2 separate regions of the Homo sapiens genome follow, and region 2 is linked to region 1. A link is an interaction called in ENCODE POLR2A ChIA-PET data of the cell type or tissue named here. Cell type or tissue: CD4-positive, alpha-beta T cell. All regions are shown on one strand. Each heading gives the region's core, and the rest is flanking DNA. Links, peaks and the distances in the headings are about the cores only.

Region 1 (4,398 bases), core at 72-4,071:
TCAGAAAATCCCCACTTCAGAGGAGGGTGCAGCTGTCACTCCAGCTTCCTGGTTATGCATCCCTTGTCAAATTAACAGGAAGTTTAATTCTATTAAATATTAATCCTTGTCCTGAAGGCCTTGGTTGCTTTAGTAGAGAGAATTGAGGGTAGAAGGTGAAAGAAAAGAGAAAGGGAAAGAGCATGTAGAAGGCAAACAGAGGAAGAGAGATGAAGTCAGGGAGGATCAGAAGGTAGAGGGAAGAGAATATGAGGGAGAGGATGGCAGTTCAGCAGGTTAGTGGGGGAGTTTCTGATCTCACCACCTGCTCTTTGCCGATCAGCTCTCTTGCCACTGTTCCTGGCTCTGTCAGAGCTTTCATTCTTATTTTCTCGGAAAAAAATACATAATTACACAGTGAAGAAAGTCAGGTTAAAAATGGCATGTACAGTATGATTCCCTTTTATATTTATTTATTTATATATATATTTTGAGATGGAGTTTCACTCTTGTCTCCCAGGCTGGAGTGCAATGGCACGATCTCGGCTCACTGTAACCTCCTCCTCCTGGGTTCAAGCAATTCTCCTGCCTCAGCCTCTGGAGTACCTGGGATTACCGGCATCTGCCACCATGCCCTGCTAATTTTTGTATTTTTAGTAGAGACGGGGTTTCACCATGTCGGCCAGGCTGGTCTCAAACTCCTGATCTCAGGTGATCTGCCCACCTCGGCCTCCCAAAGTGCTGGTATTACACACGTGAGTCACTGCCCCCGGCCGATTCCCTTTTAAATACATGTTTGCATAAATATATTGAAAGCTATGAGTAAACATTTTCATTATTTTGGAATGGTAGAATTATGAATTCATTTTTATTTTCTTCTTTTTTGCTTATCTATATTTTCTATAATGAATATCTATGCATATAATAGTAAAGTTCAAGTTATATTAAAAGTGAGGGGAGGCCAGGCATGTTGGCTTATACTTGTGATCCCAGCACCTTGGGAGGCTGAGGCAGGAGGATCATTTGAGAGCAGCCTGCGCAACTTAGAGAGCTCTCCATCTCAAAAAATAATAATAATAATAAATTAATAAAATAGAAAGGAAAGGACAGAGTCAGAGGAAGAAAAATATGGAGTTGGGAGGAGAGCACAATGTTTTTTGAGGCACATGATGATCCAGATAATCTGTTGAACTATACATTTCCCAGAGTTAATTGACTGATCTTTGCATTCAGTAGCCATTTGACTACTATGTTCAGTGTTTTAGGGATTCTAATTTTTTTTTTTTTTTGAGATGGAGTCTGGCTCTGTCGCCCAGGCTGAAGTACAGTGGCGCGATCTTGGCTCACTGCAACCTCTGCCTCCCGGGTTCAAGCAATTCCCCTGCCTCAGCCTCCCGAGTAGCTGGGATTACAGGCACCCGCCACCACACTGGGCTAATTTTTGTATTTTAGTAAAGACGGAGCTTCACCATGTTGGTCAGGATGGTCTCGAACTCCTGACCTCATGATCCGCCCGCCTCGGCTTCCCAAAGTGCTGGGATTACAGGCGTGAACCACTGCACCTGGCCTTTAGGGGTTCTAATTCTTGTATCTTTAGAATTGTATTTTTAAACCAAAGGTGCACATGGGAATCAGCAGGGAAACTTTTTCAAAATGTCCTTGCTAGTGTTTTAGAATTTTGCTCCTGGTTTAGCTAAAACCAGGTTCTTGTCACATGACCAAGAAAATTAGGCACGTGGACACATTGAAGGGTGAATAGAGCAGGATTTTATTGGGTGAAAAGGGAAAAATGAAAAAAAACCTCAGCAAAGCGAAAACAGGCTCCCCACTTCACAGATTGAATCCCAGGGCTCCTCCCCCTGCCTGTGACTCCACCCTGCTCCCCCAGGGCTCATGTGGGCATGCTCAGACAAGGCCCTGGGCAAGTTCCTTCGTCTGCACAAAAACATCTGATGTAAACACCTGTGGGGAGGGTTAGAGATTCTCCGGGGACCCCTTTTTATCTGCCTTGGCGTTTGGCTGTCTCATTAGGGCCTTACCCTCAGAAGTTCTGATTCAGAATGCCTCGGTAGGGTCTGAGTAGGAGTCTTTCAAAAACCTTGTCTAAGTGTTTGGATATTCATCGTGGTGGAAAATTCCATGGTGTTTAAGATGATCCACTGAGGTACTCAAGGAAAATATTAGAACTTCTAATTTTATTTTCTATTGCATCCTCTAAAAAAATCTCTACTTATTTGGATGTTAGTATTGTACTGATATTGATATGACATGTATAACCTGCAAATAAATACATTTACATATTTGAGGGTATGCTGAAATGTTTTTCTTATAAGGATGTACAATCAAAAAATTAGGAAACAACTAATGGCTTCAGAAGATTCATTATAAGTGGGATAACTCGTGTGCAACTGAATTGAAAACTCTTCTCTGGGCTGAGGTAACAATAACCTAAGAAATTTCACACAACGGATGATGACTCATTGTGACCTACTTCATTTCCTGCTTATAGCTGTATTATTTTTTATTGGTCTTGTGTCACAATTTGTGGGTACATTACCTTCTCCATGTCAGCCACAGCTGTCTCCTTTGTAAATATACATGCACATACATGCAGATACATGCAGATATGACAGAGCTCAGCACTTGGGAACCACTCAAAGCCTTAAAGGCTGATCATTATTTTGCAGTTTTTACATGCTATACTCTCATAGCTGCTTTGAAAAAAATGAACTAGATTATCTTAAAAAGCAAAACAATTCTTGCCAGGCACTTGGCTCACGCCTGTAATCCCAGCACCTTGGGAGGCTGAGGTGGGCGGATCACAAGGTCAAGAGTTTGAGACCAGCCTGACCAACATAATGAAACCCCGTCTCTACTAAAAATACAAAAATTAGCTGGGTGTGGTGGCACACACCTGTAATCCCAGCTACTCAGGAGGCTGAAGCAGGAGAATCGAAGCAGGAGAATCGCTTGAACCCGGCAGGGGGAAGTTGCAGTAAGCTGAGATTGCGCCATTGCACTCCAGCCTGGGTAACAGAGAGAAACTCCATCTCAAAAAAAAAAAAAAAAAAAAATGTGAAACAATTTGCGATAATTAATAGTTTGTAACTAAAACATTGATTAAACAATAAAACAACAGAAAAAATTAAAGAGTGATAAGTAAATCTCCCAACTTCCAGGTGCAGATGGAGAACAAAACACACACACAGACACACACATCTGGCCTTCAGGGTTGCTATTGAGAAGTCTGATGCCATTCTGATTTGTCATCCTTTAGGTAGGACTTGTTTGCTCCTCCTCTTTGGAAGCCTGTAGCATCTGTTCTTTGTCCTCACTGTTTTGAGCTATCACACTGGTGTGCCTTAGTGTGGGTCTATTCTCTTTGTGCTGGCATTTGGCATTTTTTATCTTTCTGATAAAAAGGGAAGAAATGATAGCAACAACATTTTTTTTCAACTCCCCATAGCAACAATATTTTGAAAGCTAGAAAGTAAGAAGTGTGGCCAACAATACAACAGACCTAGGAAAACTGAATCCTAAGTCAGCAGTGAGGAAATTTGAGAAACCAACCAGAATCCCACAAAGGCTCAGGAATTGGCAGCGCCAGGTTCCTGGAAGTGATGTGGGGCCTCCTAAAACTAGGAGTGGTTCAAAGTCTGTTTAGGAAGCAGTTTGACTCTCAGGTCCCTCCCCTCTCTGCACAACCAGGCCGGTAGCCTGTCCGCACCGCAGAGTCTATAACAGAAGGTCCACAGATAGGAGGACACTGGGCAGAGATGAGGGCTGGGTGCTGTGCTGGAAACCGAGAAATTAAGTGGACAGACACTGAGACCCACTGCTCTTTCCCCAGTGAGCTCCCATGATGTGGTGGCCAGAATTATATCCTTTGAGCATGAGCCCGGAAGAGTCTTCTAAGGGGAATTTGATCTCCCCAAGAGTGAAAATTTAAAGGCAGTGCTGTGTGGGTCCTTTAGCCAGATAACCCAGCCAGAACGTGTCGTGGAGCCTCTGGCCAACAAGGCCCTATTGGTTCAAAATATCTACTCAGCTTTTTAGCTCCATTCTTAAATATTAACAGATAATCAAGGTTTAACAGGCACTGAGGAAAACCTCTCACATGAAAAACAGAGACCAAGATGAATAGGAAAAAGCAACTTCAAGGAAAGAGAGACTGTACAGGTTGAAGAAAATGTCAAATATCCTCTGATTAATATCCTCAGAGGTAAGACATATAACCATCAAAAAGGAATATAACATTAGTAAAAGGAGCATTCAGGGAACACATAAGAGCTCTTGGAAATTAGAAATATGATAACAAAATTAAAAATTCAATAAGAGTTAGAAAATAAAGAAAAGCAAATCTCTCTGAAATTAGAGCAAAAGAGAAAACAGAAGGACAAACGAAAGGAAATACAAGAA
Region 2 (4,398 bases), core at 149-4,148, 65 kb before region 1:
TTTCGCCATGTTGGTCAGGCTGGTCTTGAACTCCTGACCTCAGGTAATCCACCCACCTTGGCCTCCCAAAGTGCTGGGAAGATTTTTACTTTGAATCTGGTATAATCAACTTCCTTGTGCTTGGAATTATTGAATTACAGTGAGAACATATAACCAAGATAAATTCGTACTTTGAGTCAGAAAGCATCTAAAAAGACTGTTTCTGTATAATCTTTCATCTGCTTTTCCTCTGGCTTATTTTCAGAAAAGGGAGGAAAGGTTTGATTTATTAAAATTCCAGAGAACAAAGATACAAATATTTACATAAAAACTCCTTTTTGAATTTTTAAAGTTTTCCTTAGAGGAGGTTTTAGATAAAAATAAGCACAGTGTCAAGATATACCTTTGGAAGGCCAAGGGAAATTCAGCATGTTAAGTATACTATATTATACATAATATAGTATATTATATAAATATAGTATATTTATATGTAGAGAGAAACATGGAAGTTTCTCCTTGGGATACTTGGGTTTGGTTGATTGCACAGCATAAAAGCCCTGTAAATTCCATCTTAGAGAAAGTGCATGACCTAAAGCAGAAATAGCATGTTTAACTGCCATTTGCTTTAAGAGACCACACACAGAGGGGAAAAAAAATTATAAAAGAGAATCTGATCAGATGCTAAAAGATATACTAAGGAAGTAGTCTGCTTTTGGTTTCACCAGTGAAAATAGCTAAGGAATAGAAAATAGTCAGTACCTCCCTTCCCTTTCTAAACGCTCAGGGGGCCATTTTTTAGGCATAGAAGGATTAGAGGAATGAACACAATAAGACATTCCCTAAGAGAATAAAATTACATGGAACTGCAAATAAACCTCTACTCAACAGAAAAGAAACAAAAATCGCTAGTGTTTCAAGAAATACCCATACAGTCAGAAACTTCTTCAAGTAGTCTAGTCTCAGTTAAAGTCCAGTGAGTCACTAAATGAGGGGAATAATACCTCAGTGTAGCTATGCACTGTTAGTATTTGTCCCACTTGACTCTTTTAATGCCTTTGTCTTTAGTACTATGGGTCATACTATTGAGGGAGCCTGCTGTTTCATGTATATCTTAACTAGTTTTTCCTTTTTTTTGGCTTGATCCATTTTTAAACTTTGATATTCGTCTCTTTCTGAAAGTGAAACTACGTTTTGCAAGGAAAAAGGATACTCTTGGAGGCATAGTAAAACATTGCGTTATAGTCATTACTAAGAAATTGCACAACTATCATTCTGAGATACCAGCGCTAGTTTTGTTGTTTTTTGTTTTGAGGCTGATGGAGCCTTACTCTATTGCCCAGGCTGGAGTATGGTGACGCAATCTCGGCTCACTGCAACCTCCGCCTCCCGGGTTCAAGTGGTTCTCCTGCCTCAGCCTCCTGAGTAGCTGGGATCACAGGCACTTAACACCACGCCTGGCTAATTTCTATATTTTTAGCAGAGACGGGGTTTCACTATGTTGGCCAGGCTCAGACTCCTGACCTCAGGTGATCCGCCCACCTCTGCCTCCCAAAGTGCTGGGATTACAGGCGTGAGCCACCATGCCGGGCCCCCAGCGTTAGTTTTATGAAGAATTGGACTGTGTATAACAGAAACAAACACATACATACTGCAAACTTGGAGTCTTAATGGTATTTAATCAAAAGCAATTCAATTCACTGTTTAAAAACCTTTGCCACATTACCTATTCACTTTATAAAAATCACGTTCATCATCATGGAGATGAAAAAGGTTCCTTGTTAATGGCGAGTAAGTGGGTGGCTGCAGAAGACTGTGCAAAGATACAGACATAAAGGAAGAGAGAAATTGGGCAGAGAGGGCGTGGGGTATGGGAAGTAGAAGAAAGGACACATGTCATTAAGAACAAGTCGTTCTGTGAAACAGGAATTTGAACTAATAAATCCTGTTGTCTAATGGAATGCACCCAAGAAGAAAATAAACAGCTCAGTTGGTTGAAGACAGATTTCTAAGAAGTTTTTCTTATTGAGTACCCAAGGGAAAGCCAGTATTTCAGAAGCTCTGGTGTCCATGGTCAAATGGTATTTTCAAACAACTGTGGAGAGAAGTCAAGATGCATACACTTGGAGTCATTAAATAATGAGGAAGACAAGGTGGTGAGAAATCATTGCTAAACTGCAGTTCACCCCGTGCCTGCCAACAGATACAGAGCAGACAAGCTTGTGTTCCTGAGGTTACGCTGCTCTCATTTAGAGCACCACTAAGCCAAATGAAGAATATTACTTATATATAGCAGACTCTTCCTCAGGGAGGAACCCGAGGAAAGTCACAAAAAAAGTAGAGGAAGCCGAAAGAGTGTTTTTAGTCTCACACATCCTGTACTTTTTTTTCAGCTGCTATTTTGAAAGATAAACATTACATTTGTGGTTGAGTCGTCTTCCAGGTTAGAGAAAACAAAACAATATGGTTGTGAAAAGAAGAGGCCTGTGATGGAGCTAATGACCTTGGAAAGGCAGACTGCTTTCCTGGTTTTCAAAACAAAACAAACCAAAACAAACCATTTTTAAAAAGTGGTTGAACAACGGTAAAGCCCTTGCATCTATCTCCAGTGCCCCTAGGCCCCCAGCTGGTTCTAGAGTGACCTAGACACAAAGATGCTCTGTCCAGTGTGAGCAGAGGAATGGCATGCCGTCCCTGTATAGCCAATTCCACCTTCAGCTTTCATTCGATTGGCATTTTGTAGGCAGGAAGTTGTGTTCAACTCAGGTTTTATTGAAACTAGGGCATTTCTATATTCTTCTTAATTTGAAAATGAAAGCAAATTTTATTTAGGAAGCTAGTGGAGTTTTCTTGTGGGTTTGAAGGCAATCTCACTTTACCAATGGGTCAATTCCATAGATCCTTTTGTTTCCTATTAGATACCAAAAGTGGCTCCTACTTACTATATCCAAAACCCTGCTGTCATCACACAGGGCACCGCTAAAGCCTATAGTCAGCTGAGAGATCAGAGAATTTGAGAGGAAGAAACCAACCTATATGGCATTAGTAGAGCAGTGGGTGGAAATGCCTGCTGGTCTAGATATTATTGGGCCTCCTTGAGAAATTACTCAATATGACTGATAACATGTGTTGAAAGGTGTTGCAGAGTGGCTTCCTTTATACAGTCTACAGTGGAATTGACTTGTAATGGTGCCATTAGGTCGGAATTGGAAGACAGATAGGGATCCAGAAGACCCCAGATGCATGATTCTTAAACCTCCCAATAATAAAATATATTGTTGATTGGCATTGTGTTAGGATTCCTATGGCTGCTCTAACAAATTATCACAAATTTTGTGGCTTAAAACAACTGAAATTTATTCTCTCACAGTTCTGGAGGCAAGAAGTCCTAAATCAGTGTCACCAGGCAGAAATCAAGGTACTGGCAGAGCTGTCCTCCCTCCAGATGCTCCAGGTGAGAATCTGTTCTCTGCCTTTTCCAGTTTCTGACATTCTTTGGTTTGTGGCTTTATCACTTCATTCACTCCATCTTCAAATTTTTCTCTGCTCCTTCACATCATCCTCTCTCTCTCAATCTCTCTCTCTCTCTCTCTCTGTGTCTGTGTGTGTGTGTGTGTGTGTGTGAGAGAGAGAGAGAGAAAGAGAGAGAGAGAGAGATCTCCCTCTCCTTCTCTCTTATAAGGACATTTATAATGACATTTACAGCTCACTGGATAATCCTGGATAATCTCCCCATGTCAAGATTCTTAATCACATCTGCAAAGACCCTTCTTCTATGTAAGGTAATGTTTATAGTTTCTGGGGATTAGAACCTTATATCTTTGGGATCATCATTCAGCCTACTATAGGCATGCACTCTGTTCTCTCTCACATACATAGTAACACTCGATATATATACTAGGAGTCATCACTGGACGACTTGGAGAACACTAACTAATAAGTGCTTATTTTGAGCACCTGCTCTGTGCTGAGCTCTGTCCAAGTTGCAGCAACAAAACAAAGGAAGTGTGAAACACAACCTCTGCCTTGAAGTAAAAGACAAATATGGTTGGAAGAAAAGACTCATACACAAGTGACATAAATAGAAACTCTACAAAACAGAAGATAGTCATATAGTATAGATTATAAATGCTATGAGTTCAAATAAAGGAGATCTTTATTTAAAAAGAATAGAAAATATTAGCAATTTTAAAGCCTGCAGTTTTTCAGAGACAATCTACATTTTTCACTATTTGGGGAGTTCCATATAAAATTACTTGTAACACCTACAAGGCACAAGTGAATAAAAAACTGGATGATTAAATAACCTTAGTGGTATTATTGACTTTTGCAAAAGCTTGAAGCAGTATCTTATATCCAACTGGTCATCTTTGTTATTAATTATAATTGGATGTTGATGATACTCTGTATTGAAGAACAAAT

Evidence for each region. Peaks named below come from ENCODE experiments on the same cell type or tissue, not always from the same donor. Only the 100,000 strongest peaks of a DNase experiment are listed, where the experiment ranks them.
Region 2: POLR2A ChIA-PET joins it to region 1 with 55 read pairs; 13 of 35 experiments call an interaction of 5 or more read pairs at or near these places.

Annotation. Positions count from the first base shown.
Region 1 is chr13:48,154,161-48,158,558 of GRCh38, reverse strand. All of the region lies in intron 4 of LOC105370198 (a long non-coding RNA gene), which reads left to right. Among named protein-coding and RNA genes, the nearest start is that of MED4, 61 kb to the right of the region's middle. RefSeq lists an enhancer at 1,825-1,944. In CD4-positive, alpha-beta T cell, for the core only: no CTCF peak of the experiment used is centred there; DNase peaks (open chromatin) are centred at 1,868 and 2,508; H3K4me3 peaks cover 926 bases; H3K27ac peaks cover 1,877 bases.
Region 2 is chr13:48,219,431-48,223,828 of GRCh38, reverse strand. It overlaps LOC105370198 (a long non-coding RNA gene), which reads left to right and starts at 1,520. Exons shown (of 6, transcript XR_007063792.1): 1 at 1,520-3,430. In CD4-positive, alpha-beta T cell, for the core only: no CTCF peak of the experiment used is centred there; DNase peaks (open chromatin) are centred at 1,268 and 2,278; H3K4me3 peaks cover 1,881 bases; H3K27ac peaks cover 3,663 bases.